Linked DNA regions of Homo sapiens: region 2 is linked to region 1. The links are chromatin contacts, found by Hi-C in ENCODE. All regions are on one chromosome and are shown on one strand. Each heading gives the region's core, a stretch centred on a gene start or an enhancer-like site at or near the end of the contact. The rest is flanking DNA. Distances are from core to core; before and after follow the strand shown. Region 1 overlaps UACA (uveal autoantigen with coiled-coil domains and ankyrin repeats). Region 2 overlaps PCAT29 (prostate cancer associated transcript 29).

Region 1 (5,214 bases), core at 1,398-3,897:
TGTTTTTCTGCTTAATGCTCTTTCCATTTCATGAGACTTCTCAATGAGAACTGTCTTATCTCTCAAATCTTTCTGAAGGGTAAAAATCTCCTTCTTTAACTTGTCATTCTCTTGCTTGTTTTTCTTGACTTCTTCTTCACTGACACTATACTTTTGTGTCTGCTCTGATAACTGGTCTTTTAGTTCTTTCTCTGTTGCTTTAAATTTTCTCTCGCACTCCTCAAAGCTGACAATTGGGGCGTATTTTACCTTAATGCATTCTTGTATTGTGTCGAGCTCCTTCTTCTGGGCTTTAATTTCGGCATGCAGTGTCACAATCTCTTCTTGGCCTTTTCTGTAGTTGGCCAAGATTTCAGCATTACTATCCTGCACCTTTCTCATGCTCTGACTTAGCGAGCTCATCTTTGCCTCGTGCTCTGCCAGGCTGATGTACTCAGCTTTTATTTGGTTCTGAGTGTTTTCCAGGTTTCTTTTTAATATTTCATTCTTATCTTTTATTTTTACAAATTCCTGATTTATATCTTCAAATTTTTTCTTCACATCTAATAATTCTCTGTTAGTTTTGGCTAACGTGTCATTCAGTGTCATTTTAACCTCTTCATGGGTTTTAACTGGCACATACTGATTACTCATCATCTTCTTCAAGTTAGTGTTTTCAGATGTGAGAGCGTGTATTTTCTCCTGGTCTTCACCACATTTTTTCTTAAGTTCAGACAGCTGTTTCTTAAGTTCAACAATATTGGATTTCAGAGCTATTATCTCTTTTTCATGTTTCTCAGGAGGTACAAACACAGTTTCTAGGCGGCTTACATCCTTACTTAAGCTGTCATTTTCCAGTAGCAATTTCTCCATTTCCAACTTCTTTTCTGTATATTTTTGTGTTACATCTAAAAGCTTTCTATTAAGATCATCAATAATTGCATCATGTGACTTTTTCATGTCTTCACTTACTTTTAAAGGAACATAATGATTTTTCATTTCAATTGTTAAGTTATGTGCTTGCTCCTTGAGGAGCTTATTATCCAAATAAACTTTTTCAATTTCCTTTTGTAGTGTCTGATTTTTCAATGTTAACTCAGTGATCTTCTTCCCAAGTTCTCCTGATTTCTGTTCTAATCTGCTCTTAACCTGTTCATGTTCCTCTGGTTTGACGTGCTGAGCAAGCTTGGCCTTAACATTCTCAAGTTCTCTCTTTAACTGTCTAATTTCACTAAGTGATTTTTCATGTTCTCTTTCCATTTCTACTAATTTTTTTGCTTTCTCATTCACTTCATTTGATAATGAGCTCTTCATGTTTTCAAATTTTTCAGCTGGAATGGAAAGGGCCAACTTCGCTGACAATTCTTTTGCCTGGCCTTCCATCTCTGTGACCTTTCTTCCTTTCTTCTCTCGCTCCATTTCACACATACTAAGTTCCTTCTGTAATCGCTTATTTTCTTCTATCAGCTTGCCTTCATCCCTCTTAAACTCTTCTACTATCATCTCATTTTGTTTGATTTGGTTTCTTAATTTCCCCACTTCTGCTGAAGCACCTTCATATTTTACTTTCAAGTCTTTCAACTGATCCTTCAGTTCCTCGGTTAGTCTGTGATTCCCTGAGGCTGCTTCACTTGTTAAGTGTTCTTTAAGGGCAAGAAAATGGGTCTGCATTTGTTTAACTTTACCTTCTGACTCATACATCCTCTTCTGCACATCTTTTAATGCATCTTCTAATTGCTTTATCTGTTCATCTGAATCCTCCTTGACCCTTTCACATTCTAATGCTAAAGCTTTGCATTCTGCCACTTTGTGTGCCAGTTCATTTTGGAGCTTCAGTCGGTCTTGTTTTGCTGACTCACAGAAAGTTCGCATTGCTTCTAACTCTTTCTTTAAAATTTCATTTTCAGAGTATGACGTTTGACTGGGTAAAGATAGTTCCAGAGGTCTTAACATAGATCTGCTTTGCATATGGGCTGGTATACCTGGGGAAGTACACTGAAAAGAAAAAAAAAAAGACATCAATCACAAAAGCCTAAATGAGACATTTACTATACTTATTTGCCAAACTTAGAGAAAGTTAGCACATCATCAGGAATCAAAGGGTTTTCAGATTAGGCAGTAAGATGGAAAAAAAATCACAATGCTGATTTTTGTGGTAAGGAAACAGTTCTGGATATGATTTCCTTAATACATTCACAACATTTTGAGAGTTCTGTTCACGTAAGTCTATTTCTGGCAGAACAACGGACAATGGCCATGGCTACTGGGTGCTATTTTGTCTTTCTTCCCCCATTCATTAACACCTACCCACACATGAATATCATCAACTTTATCAAAACATATTTATTATTTCTATGTTTTATGGTACATAATGTGCTTAGAACTTTAAATTCTGAAGAAAACCATCATATCCTTGAATAAAAACAAGTACTGCGATTTTAAATTTGCAGATAATTTCATAGAATTATAGATTTAACTAATAAGATTTTTGACTTCTGCGTACCTTCACTGTTAATCCAACAGAATATTCTCTGAATTATAAAAATACCACGAAAAGAAACCCAGCTAGTTATCAGAGTTGTCAAGAGAATGATTGGTCACAGCCAGCACCAGGGAAAGAGAGTCTCCCAATAGACAGAAAACACCTGGAGCTGGTGACAGCGGCTTCCTGATAAGATCTCCGGAGCTGGGTGAGCAGGCTCAAGCATGCGCACTAAGAGGCAAAATGGTGGATGTATGACCTTCTTCAGGGAGCATTTGACTGGTAAAGGAAAATAGCCCCTAGAGAGCAGGTGCACAACCTTAGTAAAGGCACTACACATGTGGCCCCTCCTAAGTGCTGACAGGCCACTATGCATGCAGATAGCCTGCCCCCAAGAGAAGAATCAAGGGAGGAGAAATGCAAACCCCAAAACCAAGCCAGTGCATAAAAATCCCAAGCCAAGGGCTGAACAGGGTACTGGGATCTCTCAAGCCGCCCACTTGGCCTTCTTCCAAGTGTACTTTGCTTCCTTTCGTTCCTGCTCTAACACTTTTTAATAAACTCACTCCTGCCCTAAAACTTCCCTTGGTCTCTCCCTCTGCCTTAAACCTACTTCTGCCCCTCAGCCGAATCCTTTCCTCTGAAGAGGCAAGGATAGAGCTTGCTGCAGACCCCTACAGATTTACTGTTAGTTAAATCTGAACTGCCTTTCCCCTGGATCAAGAGGAAAAAAAAAAACCAAAAAATTATATTTTGGATTATTCATATCTGTCTTCCCCTTTATATGGGCAAATATGAAGAGTTAACTAATCACTGTTAATGAACAGAAACTTAGCATCAAATGCAATGAAACTATAATTCAAATCTCTTATTATAACCACTATCATCAAAAACACTCTAGAGGGCACCAGAAACAGCAATATCTGTTTTTATTAAACTCAAGAAAGCAGGACCAACTTGTCTTTGATAATGAAAACCTCACTCTATGTATATATACTTAATGTACAATGCCGCTTTCTCCTCTCTTTATAAAGGCACAAAAATTTTCTTTAAATGTTTTTTAAAATTAAAAAAAAAAACAGTTATTACCTGTGAGTCTGCCATATACATCTGACCTTGTTTAAGAAGCATATCTTCTTTTCCTAAATAAATGCAAATGAATGACATTTTAACTTCAATATCCATACTAAAGTAGGCTAAACATTAATTTGATGTTATTTCCTTTATTATTCAAATAAAAGAGAAGCAAGAGGTACAACACAAAAGTATCCTCATTCTAAAATACCCATTTTCCCCTTATTATTTCTATAAACAGAAGTACCTACAATCTACTGAACAACAGATACTAGGTTGGTTTTTTTTTTTCTTATTTTTTTCTATGCTCTCTCTCAGCAGAATCACTAAAACTTCAGAAATATTGAGGACTCTTAAACTAGGCTACATGATAATAAAACATATATCTTATAATCAATCAAAACAAAAATGATGATTTAAATTTATAGCATAAATATTACTGTTGTAGGAGAGAATAGTTTAATAGTCACTAGGAAACAAAAACAGATTTTCTAGAGAAACTGTTTAACATTGCAGAATAAAAAAGATTATGTAGGGTCTAAAAATAATTCATAAATGTAATTTTAAAATGCCTACTTGCATTAAGACCGATTTCTCCAAATTAGAAAACTATGTTTATGTTCTTTCCATAAAAAAATGAACCCTAAATATCACAAGACAAATGTCTATGTCTACTAATCAACAAGGCAAATTTGGTAATTCATACAATATACAATTTTAAAATACAGGTAGCTAAGGAGAATCAGAGCTTCAGTAATTATCAGAATATGTTAGAAGTTACAATAGTCATCTTAACGTCTTCCTAGTTCCATGTGCTGATGAAGTTTAGCAGCAGGAATATCTTGTACAGTTATTCCTGTATAGTTAAACAAGTAAGAATAAACATTCTTCTTTACTTGAACTAGGTGAACTGTAATGATAATCCATACTTTTATACTTACGGTTACTGAAATGACTTCCTGATCCTAAATGATCACTCTGAAATCAGAAGCATAAAATATTTTAGGGTGAATGCTGCCTCATTTTGTTAAATTCTGTATCTATTTTAGCTCTAAATCATGCAGTCATTAAAACTACATTTTTGACATTCTTGTTTCTCCAGAGCATTATTCTACTCAAACCCACAAAAAGAAACAACACTAGCAACACTTAGAGAGATCAGCTGGGAATAAAGTACTTCACTAAGCATTTTAATAAAAGCAGCCAAGTGTTTTAAGAAAAAACTTTATTGCTCAAAAGAAAAAAAAAAGTGAGCCCTAAATGAACTGAAACAACTTTCAAAGACTACTGTTTGCTACTGCTTTACCTCAAAAGGAAGGAAGTGGCCACATTCATGTCAATAACTCATTTTACTTTACCACTGTAGGAAGCAGAAACCCTACCTCATTGACTATGAAATATCAACATAACCACTTCTTCCAGAGTTTATAAAATACCAAGTACTTTGAAAGTAAAAAGAGAGAGAGAGCAGGAAATGAAACTGAGGCAGAGACCTACACATAGTAATAAATCCATCAATCCATTAGTTAGGAAATAATAGAGAACTCTAGCTACAGTGAATCAAAATATACTGGGTTGTTCCTTTTCCCAAGTAAGCCAAATACAAAGAATCTAATATATAAATTAAAATACTACACTTCAAGGGTAAGAATAGGCCAGGCACAGTGGCTCACACCTGT
Region 2 (5,214 bases), core at 1,889-4,388, 1.0 Mb before region 1:
TAAAGCCGCAGCGTGCAGCGCTGTCTGGGAAGCCTGTGATCCGACATCATTTTACTAACACACCCGAGAGCAGCTTGACACATTGAGTCGGGCCTGTGATTAAAGTTGTAGTCTTCTTTCCCCCTCCCTCTCTCTTCTCCAACACGGAGAACAGATTAAACTCTAAGTAATAGATCTCGGTTTTCTTGCCATCCCACTGATATACACAGTACACAGTTTGACACAAAGAGTAAGTTATACATCACAAACAACAGCCTCTGCTCTTTACCGCCCAGAATTAATTTTCCATTTGCTACGCTTCCCTCCTCTCCAAGCCCATTTTCCTGTCCAGCAGGGCTCTCTCCTCTCTTGAAAAGGCAGGTGAGGAGAAGTGCAGGTCAGGCCTGGAAGAGGTGGCTCGGGACAGAGTTTAACCCTTATGGTTTAAGGATGAGGAAACAGAGACCTGGAGAGAAGCGACTTCCTGATGTCGCCCTTTGTGTCTGTGGCAGTGGTGAGGCTCAAACCTGTCTTCTGGTTGATAAGCCAGGCCCCACCTCCCATGCCCAGACAGCAGAGGCTGCCCGAGGAGCTGCTTGTTTGTTTGCCCTGCTATTCCCAGCAACCTGCCAGCAAACTGTCTCTGCTTCTCTGCTCTGCTCTGTGCCCCAGGAGGGGACCTCTAAGGGCTGCCCATGCCTCTGACCACTGCCTGGGCTTGGCCAGCGGGAGATACCAGAATGAGAAGCAACAGTGGGAGGAGAGAGGGGCTGGGCTATTTCTCCTCTGCTTCTCCCTCTGGGACGTGTGTCTCGGAAGAGCTGCCTCCCTCTGTGACTGCGCTCCTGTGGGGCGGCCCCTCCTCCACGGCCCCCACTCCTGCTGGTCTCTGGCCATGACATCCTGCCCTGCCCTGTAGATGCGGGCTGCGGACAGCTGTCAGCTGTTCTAGTCCAGGAGTCTCCCCATCCCTTTTGGATTTCCTTAACCCTGCCTAACTCAGTCACAAGCCCCTCCATCTGTGTCTCTTCATTTGAGCCACCTGGGGGGAATTCTGTTTCCTGTGGGGACCTCGAATGATACTGGGGTGGACCCATTCTTTATTGAGGACCTACGCTGGCAGCCATCTGCCTAAAGGCACACACTGGGAGGAAGGAGTCCAGACCTCCCAGGGTAGCACACATCCCTCTGGGAGGGTCCACCATTCACCCGGCTTGCTTTCCTGGCCACTGACACCCCTCCCCAGGCCCCACCGCAAGTCTTTGTACACCACCTTAGTGGAGTCTCGTGTGTGGCCCTGTGAGGCAGGGTCTGGCTAGGCCCTCTAAGGGATGTGGAAACGGAGGCCCAGGGAGGCTGGGGCTCTTCCCTAGGGTCACCCAACTTTGCACAGCAGAGTCCAGTTCCAAATGTGGGGCTAGCTGGCTCCAGTGCTGAGCAACTTCCTCTGTGCTGTGTGGGAGGTTCGTCTTGCTCATGTAGCTCACGTAGAACACACACACACACACACACACACACACGTGCACACACAGGCACAAATGACTAAATGCTTTTAAGGAGCTGTAGGAGAGTATGGGCAGGGATGCAAGGCCAGAAGTGAGGAGGGTTAGACGTGGCAGGGAGGGCTGGGTAAATCCAGGAGGGCATTTTGGAGGAGGTCAATAAGTCCTGGAGATGATTGGAAACCGCGTGGAAGCATATAGCCAGGAACTCTCTAACCGCGCCTCGGTAGACTGGTTGCACTGAATCACCAGGTTGGGTGGGGTTTAGGGGTATGCTTTAAAATTAGACTCCCAGGCCTCATCTCTAACATATAGAATCAGAATCTCTGGGGATGCAGTCCAAGAATCTGTTTTGTTTTGCTTTGATATGCAACTAGTCGTGGGAGCCACAAACTCTTCCCACTTCCCCATTTTACGTGCTGGGGAAGTATGTAAAGGAAGTAGAGAGAGGCCTAGGGACTTGCTCAGGGTCTCACAACAACCAATTCCAAAGCCAGGGCTGGCACCCAGGCCCCTTGGTTCCCAGCTCGGTGCTCATCCGACTGCTCATTCACCCTCGGGCTTCTCAGTGGGCAGGGTGGAAACACAGCTTCCTTAGATGATGGTCTCAGCCTCCTCCTCCCCCCGCCCCAGCCACCCTGCAGCCGGTTCTCAAGATGGCAAGTGGGGGGTGGATGAAGGTGGTGGCAAAGCGAGAAAGCGCCTGGAATAACACGACATTTTGAAATGTGAATCACTGGCACTTTCTGTTTTCTCCTGTTCCCCCTCTGCACCCTCCCATTCCCGCCCCCCCCCCCCCCCCGCCGACCAGGCACTCTCTGAGCTGTAGGAACGCTAGGCCTGGACATCCACCCAGCGTGTGGAACCAGCTGGGGAAGCCACCTGCGTGCAAGAGTGGGTGGAGTCTGAGATGAGAGCAGAGACTGGGGCTCTGGGCCTACTGCTGTCCCTTCTTGCTGTGTGACTTTGGGCAAGGCACTGTACCTCTCTGGACCTCAGCACTGGGATGCTCACCATAAGGCTTGTCAATACCCTTGGGCTGCCACATGGTGGGGGTGGGGGCCCTGCAGGACCTAGTCTATCCTGAATCCCTCTTCTGCCCTCCTGTCCTGACATTCCATCGCTCGTGTTCCGGTCTTTTGAACCCTGAGTAACAGGAGCCCAGGACGGTGCTGGTGGGAGGGTGCTGGGAAAGGGGGAAGCTGGGGAGGGGGCAGTTAGGGCTGCCAAGTGGAACAGGGGCCACTCAGCCGCTGAATGAGTGTCTGGACTCCCACCCCCAGACACTTCCTCCACATTCCCTCAACTCAGGAGCTAATGATTCAAAAACAGAGGTCAGCTCCTGGCTCCATGTTGACATGCAGGTACAGGGCAGAGCAAGCCAATGGTACCCTGGACCTCAGGGGGCTTGTGCCCTCTGTGGTGTGAAAGGTCACTGGGCATTTCTTAAGTGCCTCCAGCGCCAGGGCTTCTCCTCAGGCACCAAGGAGTGAGTTGGCTCTGTGTGTGTTTGTGTCCCCATCCCCAGATCAGGCCTGACTCACCCCGTGTCCCCACAGTCCAACACAGTGCTGGGTGCACAGCAGGGGCCCCAGGGACATCCCTGCATGGAATTTGTGCTGCCTGGCCAGGACCTCGTCAGCCTCAGCAGGCAGGAGCCTTGGTCCCAAGAGGATTGCCTTTGGGCAAGGCTTTTTTTCAGGCCCTCAGTGACCACATTTCTAAAATTGTGGTAGTGGCCAGTTTCATAGGCTGAGGAGCTCTTTCTGCTCTCCCTCGCCACAGGGTCCCTCTGCCTCAGCAGGAGAGCAGGCCAGAGTGCAGAGTCTGAGTGTGAGGCAGATGTGCATACGCAGGAACTCAGACAGGGCTGGCACATGGCAGCTGCTCAGTTATCGTCTATGAGGGGAAGAAAGGAGGAGGAGGGAAGAGGCAGAAAGAGGGTGAGGCTGGTGTGTGCAGCCCCATCAGCTGGCTCTGTGCTCATCTGATCCCTCTTGATCCCCCAGCTGGCTCCTGCCCACCCTCCTCTACTTCCTCCTGTGGCCTTTTCCCCTCCTCCTGAGAAGAAGGTGATATTGGAGGAAATGGTGGGGAGGGCACTGGAGAAAGCTCCCTAGGAAGTGGAGCTCTGTTCTAGAGACTAGGGAAATTAGGCCGTAAGTCTCCAGACCTCCCCTTCTGAGGAGCCCTCCATATAGCAGGAGGTGCTCAAAGCTGAGTGTCCCAATCCTGAACTTGGCAAACAACCTAACCCTAACACCCCACTGACGGTGTCCCAGGTGTAGACCCCTGTCTGGCTAGGAGGGACAGTGTTTAGTTTGCCACTGAGTGAGGGTGGTGGTGTGGGGTGGGGCTGTAAGAGAGAAATGCACCCCAGGAAGTGGGAAGCCAAGAGTGGGGAGAGTTCCATGCCCAGGAGCCCAGGGCCCACTTGTGGCTGCTCACGCTCACCATGTTTTGTCACCTGCCACTGGCTCCTAACCACTGATCAAAAATAGTCCTCTGCTTGCCCTTACATGTGACCGGCCTGTGGTCAGAGCACCCTACCCAGGCTGGGGTTGGGCTGCACGAGCATCCTGGCCAGCCCTGCCCCAAATGAGACAGGAAGTGCTCTGAAGTGCCTCTGTAGCTGATGGGGGCCGGGGTGGGGGGACCCTGCCAGCAGCTATCTGGGAGAGTTTGGCTTATGTTTCATAGTGTTTTCAAGGTCAGTTTCTTCCTCCTTGTTACCTGTGCCTCTTGTTTCTCTTAAAGGCCATCTGGAAAGAGGATATGGCCCAGAAGCATTTCTGTTCTCTCTCTGGACCTGAACATGGTTCCCCAAGGGTGTATTGTCTTGGCTGGCATGGTGGGTGGAGAGGGTATGGGGACAGGGTGGGCCCTAGCTTAGAATCCAAGCCACAGGGGCTTTAAACCCAAGAGAAAAAAACGTGGAGAGCTACAACCAGGCATTTTACCAATGAGGAAGCAACTTCTAGGGAGGTGAAGTGACTCACCTAGTGACTTCAAAATAAAAAATTCCCATTTCACAGATGAGGAGACAAAATCATAGAGACAAAACGTGACCTGCCTAGGGTAACACCATAGTGGCAGAACTCTGACTGGACCCAAATCTCTGGGTTCCTCGCTTCCTTCCATCCTGCTGGACAGCTCTGTGTGTGTGATCTGTTGGTAAATTAGTTATGCTTATCTCCATTTACAAATGAGGAAACTGAATCTCAGAACAATGGCGTACTTGGCAAATAATGACACCTTCAGCTCTGCTTGAGATCAGACGCAGCAAGTCCAGTGGAGGCCCAGGTCCCAGCTCCTCTAGGAAACCTGTCCTGACGATTCCAGGCCACATGGAGTCCTTCCTTCTCCAAAGTCTTACTATGCTTATTTTAAGGAATAGAAAAATAATGCTAAGAAAGAAGCAAGGAAACATTCGTACAATGCTCATGGCACGCTGAGTATTTGCCAGCACTCATGGGCGCCTAGGGACCACCTTGAGCAGGACTCAGGATGATGCTCATTTTACAGGTGAGGAAACTGAGGTTCAGAGGGCTCAGGTCCCAACCCATGTCTGTCTGACTCCCAAGTTCAATGCGCTTTTCTCCCTTATTCAGCCCCACATTCTCCTCCTCTAGAATCGTTTCCTGAGTGCTTTCTTGTGTCTGCAATTTGGCTGTAAGCTCATCAATCATAGAGATCATGTCCCTGCTTGCACCCCACGCAGCTGACCTGGGCT

Evidence for each region. Hi-C counts contacts between places; a loop is a spot of excess contacts on that map. Pooled maps may share reads with other maps.
Region 2: a loop to region 1 is called in a pooled map, with 6 times the contacts of the local background. The contact joins two enhancer-like sites. A Hi-C loop is called at or near these places in 2 of 37 single-sample maps with no recorded cell type and 3 of 50 pooled maps.

What each region holds. Positions count from the first base shown.
Region 1 is chr15:70,667,489-70,672,702 of GRCh38, forward strand. UACA (uveal autoantigen with coiled-coil domains and ankyrin repeats) reads right to left here. Exons shown (of 19, transcript NM_018003.4): 14 at 4,477-4,513; 15 at 3,551-3,603; 16 at 1-1,974. Among named protein-coding and RNA genes, the nearest start is that of SALRNA2, 35 kb to the left of the region's middle. Within about 2 kb of position 2,648, at least 2 of the 41 ENCODE cell types and tissues checked have a DNase peak (open chromatin) inside an H3K27ac peak, as active enhancers do.
Region 2 is chr15:69,665,178-69,670,391 of GRCh38, forward strand. All of the region lies in intron 1 of PCAT29 (prostate cancer associated transcript 29), which reads left to right. Among named protein-coding and RNA genes, the nearest start is that of PCAT29, 76 kb to the left of the region's middle. RefSeq lists enhancers at 1-498, 1,115-1,729, 1,170-1,219, 1,250-1,299, 3,808-3,887. Within about 2 kb of position 3,139, at least 9 of the 41 ENCODE cell types and tissues checked have a DNase peak (open chromatin) inside an H3K27ac peak, as active enhancers do.